Regions from separate parts of the Homo sapiens genome. Here region 1 is linked to region 2. A link is an interaction called in ENCODE POLR2A ChIA-PET data of the cell type or tissue named here. Cell type or tissue: GM12878. All regions are shown on one strand.

What was found. Peaks named below come from ENCODE experiments on the same cell type or tissue, not always from the same donor. Only the 100,000 strongest peaks of a DNase experiment are listed, where the experiment ranks them.
Region 1: POLR2A ChIA-PET joins it to region 2 with 12 read pairs; 12 of 35 experiments call an interaction of 5 or more read pairs at or near these places.

The regions. Positions count from the first base shown.
Region 1 is chr1:45,391,860-45,396,859 of GRCh38, forward strand. All of the region lies in intron 3 of TESK2 (testis associated actin remodelling kinase 2), which reads right to left. Among named protein-coding and RNA genes, the nearest start is that of TOE1, 54 kb to the left of the region's middle. RefSeq lists an enhancer at 2,133-2,202. In GM12878, no CTCF peak of the experiment used is centred here; DNase peaks (open chromatin) are centred at 2,252 and 2,682; H3K27ac peaks cover 2,092 bases.
Region 2 is chr1:45,468,395-45,473,394 of GRCh38, forward strand. All of the region lies in intron 1 of TESK2 (testis associated actin remodelling kinase 2), which reads right to left. Among named protein-coding and RNA genes, the nearest start is that of TESK2, 20 kb to the right of the region's middle. In GM12878, no CTCF peak of the experiment used is centred here; a DNase peak (open chromatin) is centred at 2,077.

The sequences.
Region 1 (5,000 bases), 77 kb before region 2:
TTTGATTTGAATCCTGGCTCTACCATTTACTGATGACCTCTCTGCAATTCAGTTTCTTCACATGCAAAATGTAAATATTAATATTACCTAACCCATATGGTTATTGTGAAGATGAAATAAGATAACTTGGGCTTCTGGAACATAATAAACACTAGAAAATGTTAGCTATTCTTGCTAATCTAACATTTCTGACTCCTTCCCCAGACTGGAATATAAGGTATTGATTGATTGATTGATTGACTGATTGAGACTGTCTCGCTCTGTCACCCAGGCTGAAGTGCAGTGGTGCAATCTTGCCTCACTGCAACCTCCGCCTCCCGGGTTCAAGCAATTCTCCTGCCTCAGCCTCCTGAGTAGCTGAGATTACAGGCACCTGCCACCATGCCCAGGTAATTTTTGTATTTTTAGTACAGACAGGGCTTCACCATGTTGGCCAGGCTGGTCTTAAACTTCCTCACCTTAGGTGATCCACCCACCTCAGGTGATCTGCCTGCCTTAGCCTCCCAAAGTGCTGGGATTACAGGCATAAGCCACCGTGCTTGGCCTATTTGAATATTTTTTAGCCCGGCGCGGTGGCTCACGCCTGTAATCCCAGCACTTTGCGAGGCAGAAGCTGGCGGATCACCTCAGGTCGGGAGTTTGAGACCAGCCTGACCAACATGGAAAACCCTGTCTCTACTAAAAATACAAAATTAGCCAGGTGTGGTGGCACATGCCTGTAATCCCAGATACTCGGGAGGCTGAGGCAGGAGAATTGCTTGAACCCAGGAGGTGGAGGTTGTGGTGAGCCGAGAGCGCACCATTGCACTCCGGCCTGGGCAACAAGAGTGAAACTCTGTCTCAAAAAAAAAAAAAAAATTTATTTTTTAGAGATAGTATTGCTTTGTTGCCCAGGCTGGTCTCAAATTCCTGGGCTCAAGTGATCCTCCCACCTCGGCCTCCCAAAGTGCTAGGATTACAGGCATGAGCCACTATGCCGGGCCAAGGCTTTTAAGAGTACAGATCTTGTCTCATTTGTTTCTATATACAATGTCTCACACAAAATGTTTCGTACACAAGTTGCTAAACACACATTTATTGAATGAAGAAGCAATAATTACCAAATTAACTTCACAATGTAAACTCGTGTTACATTAAAGAACATTAGAGGCAAGTACAAGGCAGTAAAGCCAAGAGGTATTTGATTTTCTTTAATCAAATATTTATAAAGAAGTCAGGCAATAGGATTCTACTAGAAAAACAATGGCTACATTTTAAAATCATGGGTTTTTCTAGAAGCTGAAAAGACCTGGTTTGGATGTGACACACCCTTGCTTTTCTTCCTCCCAGGCCCACTATTATTTTGACCACACCATCTACAGAGATGTCATAGCACATCCAGGCAGGCACTGGCTTCATAGGAGAGTTTTCTGTCTGCTTTCTTCCCACCCTCTACTCAAATAACCATATCACAATCGTGTCACACAACTCTACTTCTACGTGCAACTTTACTGCCTAACCTCTCCCAAATCATTCCTAATGGAAAACCACCACCACATCCAAAGTGGTGTCACAGAGCTGGCAAGCTGAGACATGCATTAGCTTTATATTGGAAAAAGAGCGGCCGGGCATAGTGGCTCATGTCTGTAATCCCAGCACTTTGGGAGGCCAAGGTGGGAGGATCACGAGGTCAAGAGATCAAGACCATCCTGGCCAACATGGTGAAACCCCATCTCTACTAAAAATACAAAAATTAGCCAGGCGTGGTGGTGGGCGTCTGTAGTCCCAGCTACTCGGGAGGCTGAGGCAGGAGAATAGCTTGAACCTGGGAGATGGAGGTTGCAGTGAGCTAAGATTGTGCCACTGCACTTCAGCCTGGGTGACAGTGAGACTCCGTCTCAAAAAAAAAAAAAAAAAGAGCTTGAACAGAGTTAATCACTCTAAATGTTGTAAAAAAACAATATACTATAAAGAGGAAATATTACTCATCCTTGACAGGGAAGTGACATGTGCCTAGAAAAGCACGTAACATCAACAATAAGTTTTCACTAAAGTTTTTATTGCTAACTATATCAAAAATCGAAATGAAGCCTCAAATCATTGTCATGTCACAAGACCTTAAAAATTTATATTCTGAATGATTTTTATTCCCCTATCCCCATACCCCACCCCAAATCATACCAGCTAGAATTACTTAACTCAGGAAGGGGGTGCTTTCTTAATGCATGTGCTTTGAGAGTAAGTGATTACTCAACTTTGTTATTTTTAGTTTCATATGACATACAGATTCATGTTGAGAAGGAGGGTTGCTTTTTTTTTTGAGACAAGGTCTTGCTCTGTCGCCCAGTCTGGAGTGCGGTGGCACAGTGCAATAGTGTGATCATAAGCTCGCTGCAGCCTCAACCTCCCAGTCTCAAGTGACTCTCCTGTCTCACTGTCTCAGCCTCCTGAGCAGCTGGGACTACAGGCACACACCACAGCTGGCTTTTTTTTTTTTTTTTTTTTTGGTAGAGACAGGGTCTCACTGTGTTGCCTAGGCTGGTCTCAAGTTCCTGGCCTCAAGTGATCTTCCTGCCTTGGCTTCCCAAAGTAAGCCACCACACTAGGCCAAGGATTGCTTTTGTACTTTAGACCACTGTGGAAACAAACCCATGAAGGATCTTGTCAAAATGCAGACTCGCACTCTGTAGGTCAGGGATGGGGCCTAAGAATCTGAATTTCTAAACTCCCAGGTGATGCTGATGTCGCTTGGTCTACAGACTACATGCAGTGAGTAGCAAAGCCTTTAAACAAATGACTGTTTATCACTGCTCTAAAGATAGTAAGACCAACAGGAAACTCTTTTTTTTTTTTTTTTTTTTTTTTTTTTTAAAGACAGAGCCGCACTCTGTTGCCCAGGCTGCAGTACAATGGCTCAGTCTTGGTTCACTGCACCTCTGCCTCCTGAGTTCAAGCGATTCTCCTGCCTCAGCCTCCCGAGTAGCTGGGATTAGAGGCGGCCACCACACCTGGCTAATTTTTGTATTTTTAGTAGAGACGGGGTGTTTCACCATGTTGGCTAGGCTGGTCTCGAACTCCTGACCTCAAGTGATCCGCCCGTCTCAGCCTCCCAAAAGGCTGGGATTACAGGCATTAGCCACTGCACCCGGCCCCAACAGGAAACTCTTAACTCTGATACTACTGGTAAACTAGACTTTGTCTAGAGACTAGAGTCTTTTCTATAGCATGATTTACCATTCCCCATAAAGTGTCATTATTAAGCTTTTCCACATCTTTGCCTTTTCTCAGACTGTTCCCACTACCTAAAATGCCCCTCTCTTCATTTCCACATACCTTACTTAACGATGGGGATACATTCTGAGAAATGCATTCTTAGGTGATTTTGTGGTTGCATAATCATAGAGTGTACTTACATAAACCTGGATGGTATAGCCTACAATACCCTCAGGCTATACGGTAGAGTCTATTGATCCTAGGCTACAAGCCTGTACAGCATATTACTGTACTGAATACTGTAGACAACTGCAACAAAATGGTAAGTTTTGTGTATCTTAACATATCTAAACATAGAAAAGGTACAGTAAAAATATGGTATTATAATCTCATGGAACCACCATCATGTATGCGGTCTGTTGTTGACCAAAACATCTTATGCACTGCATTACTGTAGTTAGATTCTACTCATCCTCAAATACCAGTTCAAATACTTCCTTCTCATGTTCTTCAACTACCAAGGCAGCCATTTACACTCCTTTCTTTTCTTTTCTTTTCTTTTTTTTTTTTTTTGAGACAAGGTCCCACTCTGTCACCCAGGCTGGAGTGCAGTGTTGCAATTACAGCTCACTGCAACCTTGAACTCCTGGGCTCAAACAATCTTTCTGCCTCACCCTCCCAAATATGCTAGGATTACAGGTGTGAGCCACCATGCCCAGCCTATATCACCTTCCTATAGCATCATTTCCAAGCTTTAACTATGTTTTATCACATGCCTTATAACTTTTTTACTAGACCACAAGCTTCTTAACAGCAAGATACCATTCTCTTGCCTGGCATATGACAATATATAAACGCTTGTTAGTCTTTCTCTGAAGGAGGTTAAAAATAAAAAACACTTGCTGGGTAAATTATGGTTTGTTTTGTTTTGTTTTGTTTTTGAGGCAAGATCTAGCTCTGTCAACTACGCTGGAGAGCAGTGGCACCATCATAGCTCACTGCAGCCTCAAACTCCTGGGCTCAAGTGATTCTTCACTGGGTAAATTTATTTTTATTTATTTTTATTTATTTTTATTTTGAGACTGGGTCTTGCTCTGTCACCCAGGCTAGAATGCAGCAGCGCTATCTGGCCTCCATGTTCAAGTGATTCTCCCACCTCAGCCTCCCAAGTAGCTAAGATTACAGGCATGTGCCCCCATACCTGGCTAATTTTTTTGTATTTTTAGTAGAGACAGGGTTTCACCATGTTGGCCAGGCTGGTCTTGAACTCCTGACCTCAAGTGATCCACCCGCCTCAGCCTCCCAAAGTACTGGGATTACAGGTGTGAGCTACTGCGCCCAGCCTTCACTGGGTAAATTTAAAACACAACTCAAAATTTTTTGAGTACCTATTATGTGCCAGGCACTGGCAACGATGATAATGATGATGGTATGAGATAACTCTTTTTTTTTTTTGAAACAGAGTCTCACTCTGTTGCCCACGCTGGAGTGCAGTAGTGCAATCTCAGCTTACTGCAACCTCTGCCTCCCAGGTTCAAGCAATTCTCCTGCCTCAGCCTCCCGAGTAGCTGGGATTACAGGCGCCTGCCACCATGCCTGGCTAATTTTTATATTTTTAGTAGAGACAGGGTTTTGCCACGTTGGCCAGGCTGGTCTCGAACTCCTGACCTCAGGTGATCCACCTGCCTCGGCCTCCCAAAGTGCTGGGATTACAGGCATGAGCCACCACGCCCGGCCTGGTATCAGCTAAGTTGTTTTTTTTTTTTTTTTTTTTTTTGAGATGGAGTCTCACTTCGTTGCTCTGTTGC
Region 2 (5,000 bases):
TAAATGACTATATTTTAAATGAAATCAACCAAGCTATAAATGGCTGTCAATTTATTCTGACAAATTTTAATAACTAATAAAAGGCAGCAAAGATATACACGTACAAACCCTAAAACCAAGCCCAATTTTATAAAATGTGGGAATGATTACTTTTAAAATAAGAAAATACATTATTTCAAATATATGACATTTTATGATGGTTTCTGCCTCTGGATTACCTCTCTTGGTCTTATATATTGAGTATTATCTATTGATACTAATAGTGTCCCTCAAAGTATTAATATACTTTTTTTGGAACAGAGATAACTACAGTTACCATCACATTACCAGAAAAACATAAGGCGTTATTGTCACAATGATGGGGGTGTGGGATGAGCACTACTGGTATTTTAGTGGGCAGGTGCTAGGGAAGCTAAATGTCCTACAATGCACAAAACAAAGAATTGTCCTGCCCTAAATGCCAATAATGCCCTGGTTGAGAAACACTGTGTTAGAGAAGCTTAATCATTTTTGTTCTTAGACTAGGAAATAGCATTTAGCAGTCTTTCAAAAATGCCCAAATTATGTGGCTTATAAGGACACAAGTAATTTTTTAGTAACTATGTTCTCAACTTAAATATTATAAACTTGGAAGTTCAAAACTTTTTCTTTTCTACATAGGTAGGTTTGTTTTTTCAAATATTAATTTCATTTATATAGGAGTTGATTTGTTTTTCACAAAGAAAATACAACTAAAAGCTTTGATTGGGGAAAGTAATTTGAAAAGCTACCAATTAAAAAAAAGTTAGTGAACTAAATAGCCTATCTTCAATATTATATTTTTTAATCTTTCCAAAGTAAGAATTCCAAAAATCATTTTTCAGAAATATCAAGGAAATTTTTAGGACTCTCAGACCACACTCCTGTCTGAAATATGCTTCTGGAAATAATAACTGCAGCCACTATTTACTACAGACCACGCATTCTACCAAGGGTTTTGTATGTTATCTGTAATCTTTGTGACAACTCTGCAAAGCATGTATTATCATCTCTAATTTAAAGAAAAAGAAATCAAAATCCTGAGAGATTATGACTTCTCCAAATATAAACAACTAGTGAGACTCAGGATTCAAATCTAGTAGTTTCAAACCTAAGCACTTCCCATTATAACATGTCTCCTTCAGAAATACATCAAATTTCTGTGAAAAATGATTTGTGGGTTAGCTACGTAGAAAGCTACTACTATTCCCCAACTTCCCTCAACAGGGTGAGTAAAAAGTGTACAAATGATGGCTCTACCAGTCTCTGAGGCAAAAGCCTTCCTTCAGTCATTCAATCACATTCTACAGACAGAAAAATCAGTATTGATTTAAACAGGCTTTCTAAAGAATGGATGCCATGCTGACAGGGAAAATATGCCAAATCCCAATCATTCTCTATTTTCCATTCTAATGCACAGTATCTGCTGTTTCTCACCCCTTCATTTCAGCAAAACAAAGTAGATACAACTTCACAATAGTCCAGACACAAATTTAATCCTGCAATGCACTAGAAAGCTATCTACCAACAGGTAGCTGGATTTGGCAGTGTCAGCCAGCAATCAAAAATTGTCAATGTCCATCCAAATATGGAATCATATGTGCACAAAGTTGGTAATATTATCCCACAAAGTCATCAAAAAAGATTTCTGAGAATTCAGTGGACTTTCACACCCTAGATATAAAGAGTAGAAAAAGACTGCAAACATAATATACCAATATCCTCATCACATTGTTTTCTTTCTATAATCATAAAAAGTCCCCACCTAATCCAGAATAAATTAAGGATTCATTATGAGTAATATGTAGCCCCGAAAACTGGCCACTTATTTTCTAGAATGGGAATACTGACAAGTACATTAGCTGTGTATCAATACCAAACACATGGCAAATCTACATGACAAGTCTGCTCAGCTGTTATTCTTTCTATGGACCAACACAGCTAATACAGACACGTTTCAGGATGACTATCTAATTAAAAATAAAAGCAATACTGCTGAGCTTACCTTCCTGCTGTGAAATAATGAGTTGCAGTTTCCATTCAAACCAAAGGCAATCTAGCATAAAAACTGGCATCCCTTATCTAATTAACCACGAATATACACAATGGCATATATTAGTACCAGACAGATCAAAAGCCAGTTCTTAAAAGTGTATTAGCTCTTCTAAATAAGCATCATATTTGCTGTGTAACTTCAATCCACCAGGCCCTAAGCCATGACATAAAACAGAAACTTAGGGTGAAAGTTATAAAGGCAGTTAGAGATGAACTAGTTTAATCTTTAGACCAATTCAGGAATCCCCTCTATTAGCTGACTCAAATGTTAATTGGGTAGCCACTAGGTGCAAGGCTTTAGGACAGGTGCTATAGTATTTACTGAGCATTTACTATAATCCAGATGCTTTTCCAAGTGCTTTACATTTAATATCCATAACAGTCCTATAAAATAGATGCCATTATTACCCCCAATTTACAAATGTGTAAACGAAGGCATTAAGGAATTAACTTGCCCAATCTCACAACCAAGAAGTGGTAGAAGGCTGAGCACAGAGGCTCACACCTGTAATCCTAGCACTTTGGGAAGCTGAGGCAGGTGGATCACGAGGTCAGGAGGTCGAGACCATCCTGGCCAACATGGTGAAATCCCATCTCTACTAAAAATACAAAAATTAGTCAGGCATGGTGACGTGCACCTATAGTCCCAGCTACTCAGGAGGCTGAGGCAGAAGAATCACTTGAACCCAGGAGGCAGAGGTTGCAGTGAGCTATGATCACACCACTGCACTCCAGCCTGGTCGACAGAGCAAGACTCCGTCTCAAAAAAAAGAAGCGGAGGAGCCAGAATTCAAACCCAGAGGCTGTACTCTTAATCGCTATGTTAATATTGCCTCTCTGGTAGGAGGATGTACAAAATGGAATAAAACATGACTCCACCTTTCCAAGAACTCAGTCTCCTGAAAGATACATGTAAATCAATGAATATAATAGAGTACAATAAGATAATTTTTTTTTTGAGACAGTCTTGCTCTGTTGCCCAGGCTGGAGAACAGTGGTGCGATCTCGGCTCACTGCAACCTCTGCCTCCCGGGTTCAAGCGATTCTCCTGCCTCCACCTCCCGAGTGGCTGGGACTACAGGCACGCACCACTATGCCCAGATAATTTTTTTGTATTTTTAGTGGAGATGGGGTTTCACTATGTTGGCCAGGATGGTCTCAATCTCTTGACCTGGTGATCTGCCCAACTCAGCCTCCCAAAGTGCTGAGATTACAGGCATGAGCCACTGCACCCAAACAAGATAATTGTTAATGACAGATAAGAGGGAAGGCTTAATTAAGGTACTGGCAGTGAGGAAAAAGAAGTGAGAGAAGATAAGTGACCATTTTTTTAGAGATGGGGGTCTCACTATGTTGCCCAGGCTGGACTTTACAGGCATGATCACTGCACACTACAGCCTCGAACTCCTAAGCTCAAGGGATCCCCTTTGCCTCAGCCACCTCAGCCGCCTCAGCACTACCATGCTGAGCAGAGATAAGTGACATTTTTAAAAAGGTGTTCTGGCCAGGCGCAGTGGCTCACGCCTGTAATCCCAGCACTTTGGGAGGCCGAGGCGGGTGGATCATGAGGTCAGGAGATCGAGACCATCCTGGCTAACACGGTGAAACCCCGTCTCTACTAAAAATACAAAAAAATTAGCCGGGTATGGTGGCCGGCACCTGTAGTCCCAGCTACTCGGGAGGCTGAGGCAGGAGAATGGCATGAACCTGGGAGGCGGAGCTTGCAGTGAGCCGAGATAGTGCCACTGTACTCCAGCCTGGGCGACAGAGCAAGACTCCATCTCAAAAAAAAAAAAAAAGGTGTTCAAGTCCGGGCACCGTGGCTCACACCTGTAATCCCAGCACTTTGGGAGGCCAAGGCGGGCAGATCACCTGAGGTCAAGAGTTCGAGACCAGCCTGGCCAACATGGGGAAACCCCACCTCTACTAAAAATACAAAAATTAGCCAGGCATGGTGGCAGGCACCTGTGATCCCAGCTACTTGGGAGGCTAAGGCAGAAGAATCGCTTGAACCCAGGAGGCAGAAATTGCAGTGAACCAAGATTGCGCCATTGCACTCCAGCCTGGGGGACAAGAGCAAAACTCCATCTCAAAAAAAAAAAAAAAAAAGGTGATCAAGTAGACATATGAGGTACAAGAGGTACCCAGATGACTCCAAGTTTAACTAGAATCCCTCCCATGTTTCTGGTTTGGGTAACTGGGAGAATGGCTAGCCATTCACCTAAAGGATATGATGTGTAAGGAGACGCAAATTCTTCTCAGATCTTACTGAGTTTAAGTTGCCTGAAGGAACACCAGTTAACAATGTCCAGGAGGCTGTTGGAGACACCATACTGGAGCTTAGGAGAGAGGACTAGACTGAAGATGTACACTTAAAAGTTACTAGCATGCCGGGCGCGGTGGCTTACGCCTGTAATCCCAGCACTTTGGGAAGCCAAGGCAGGCGGATCACAAGGTCAGGAGATTGAGATCATCCTGGGTAATACGGTGAAACCCTGTCTCTACTAAAAAAAAAAAAAAAAAAAAATACAAAAAAATTAGCCAGGTGTGGTGGCGGGTGCCTGTAGTCCCAGCTAATCGGGAGACTGAGGCAGGAGAATGGTGTGAACCCGGGAGGCAGAGCTTGCAGTGAGCCGAGATCGTGCCACTGCACTCCCTGGCAAGACAGTAAGACTCCGTCTCAAAAAAAAAAAAAAAAAGTCACTAGCACTTACTAAAAAATTTCCCAAAGTACAGAATATGACTCTAGGTAATACCGAGTTCCTACCATGCACCAAAGCCCAGGCACCTTCTTTTTGTGCTTAGGTGAAAGCAGGTAAGTGGTCAAGGGAACATCAATATATACAGGACAAAAAAAGGAAGAGTATACAAATGAGACTAAAAAGGAAAAACGCAAGAATAAAACCAGAAGAAAGTATATTGCCATT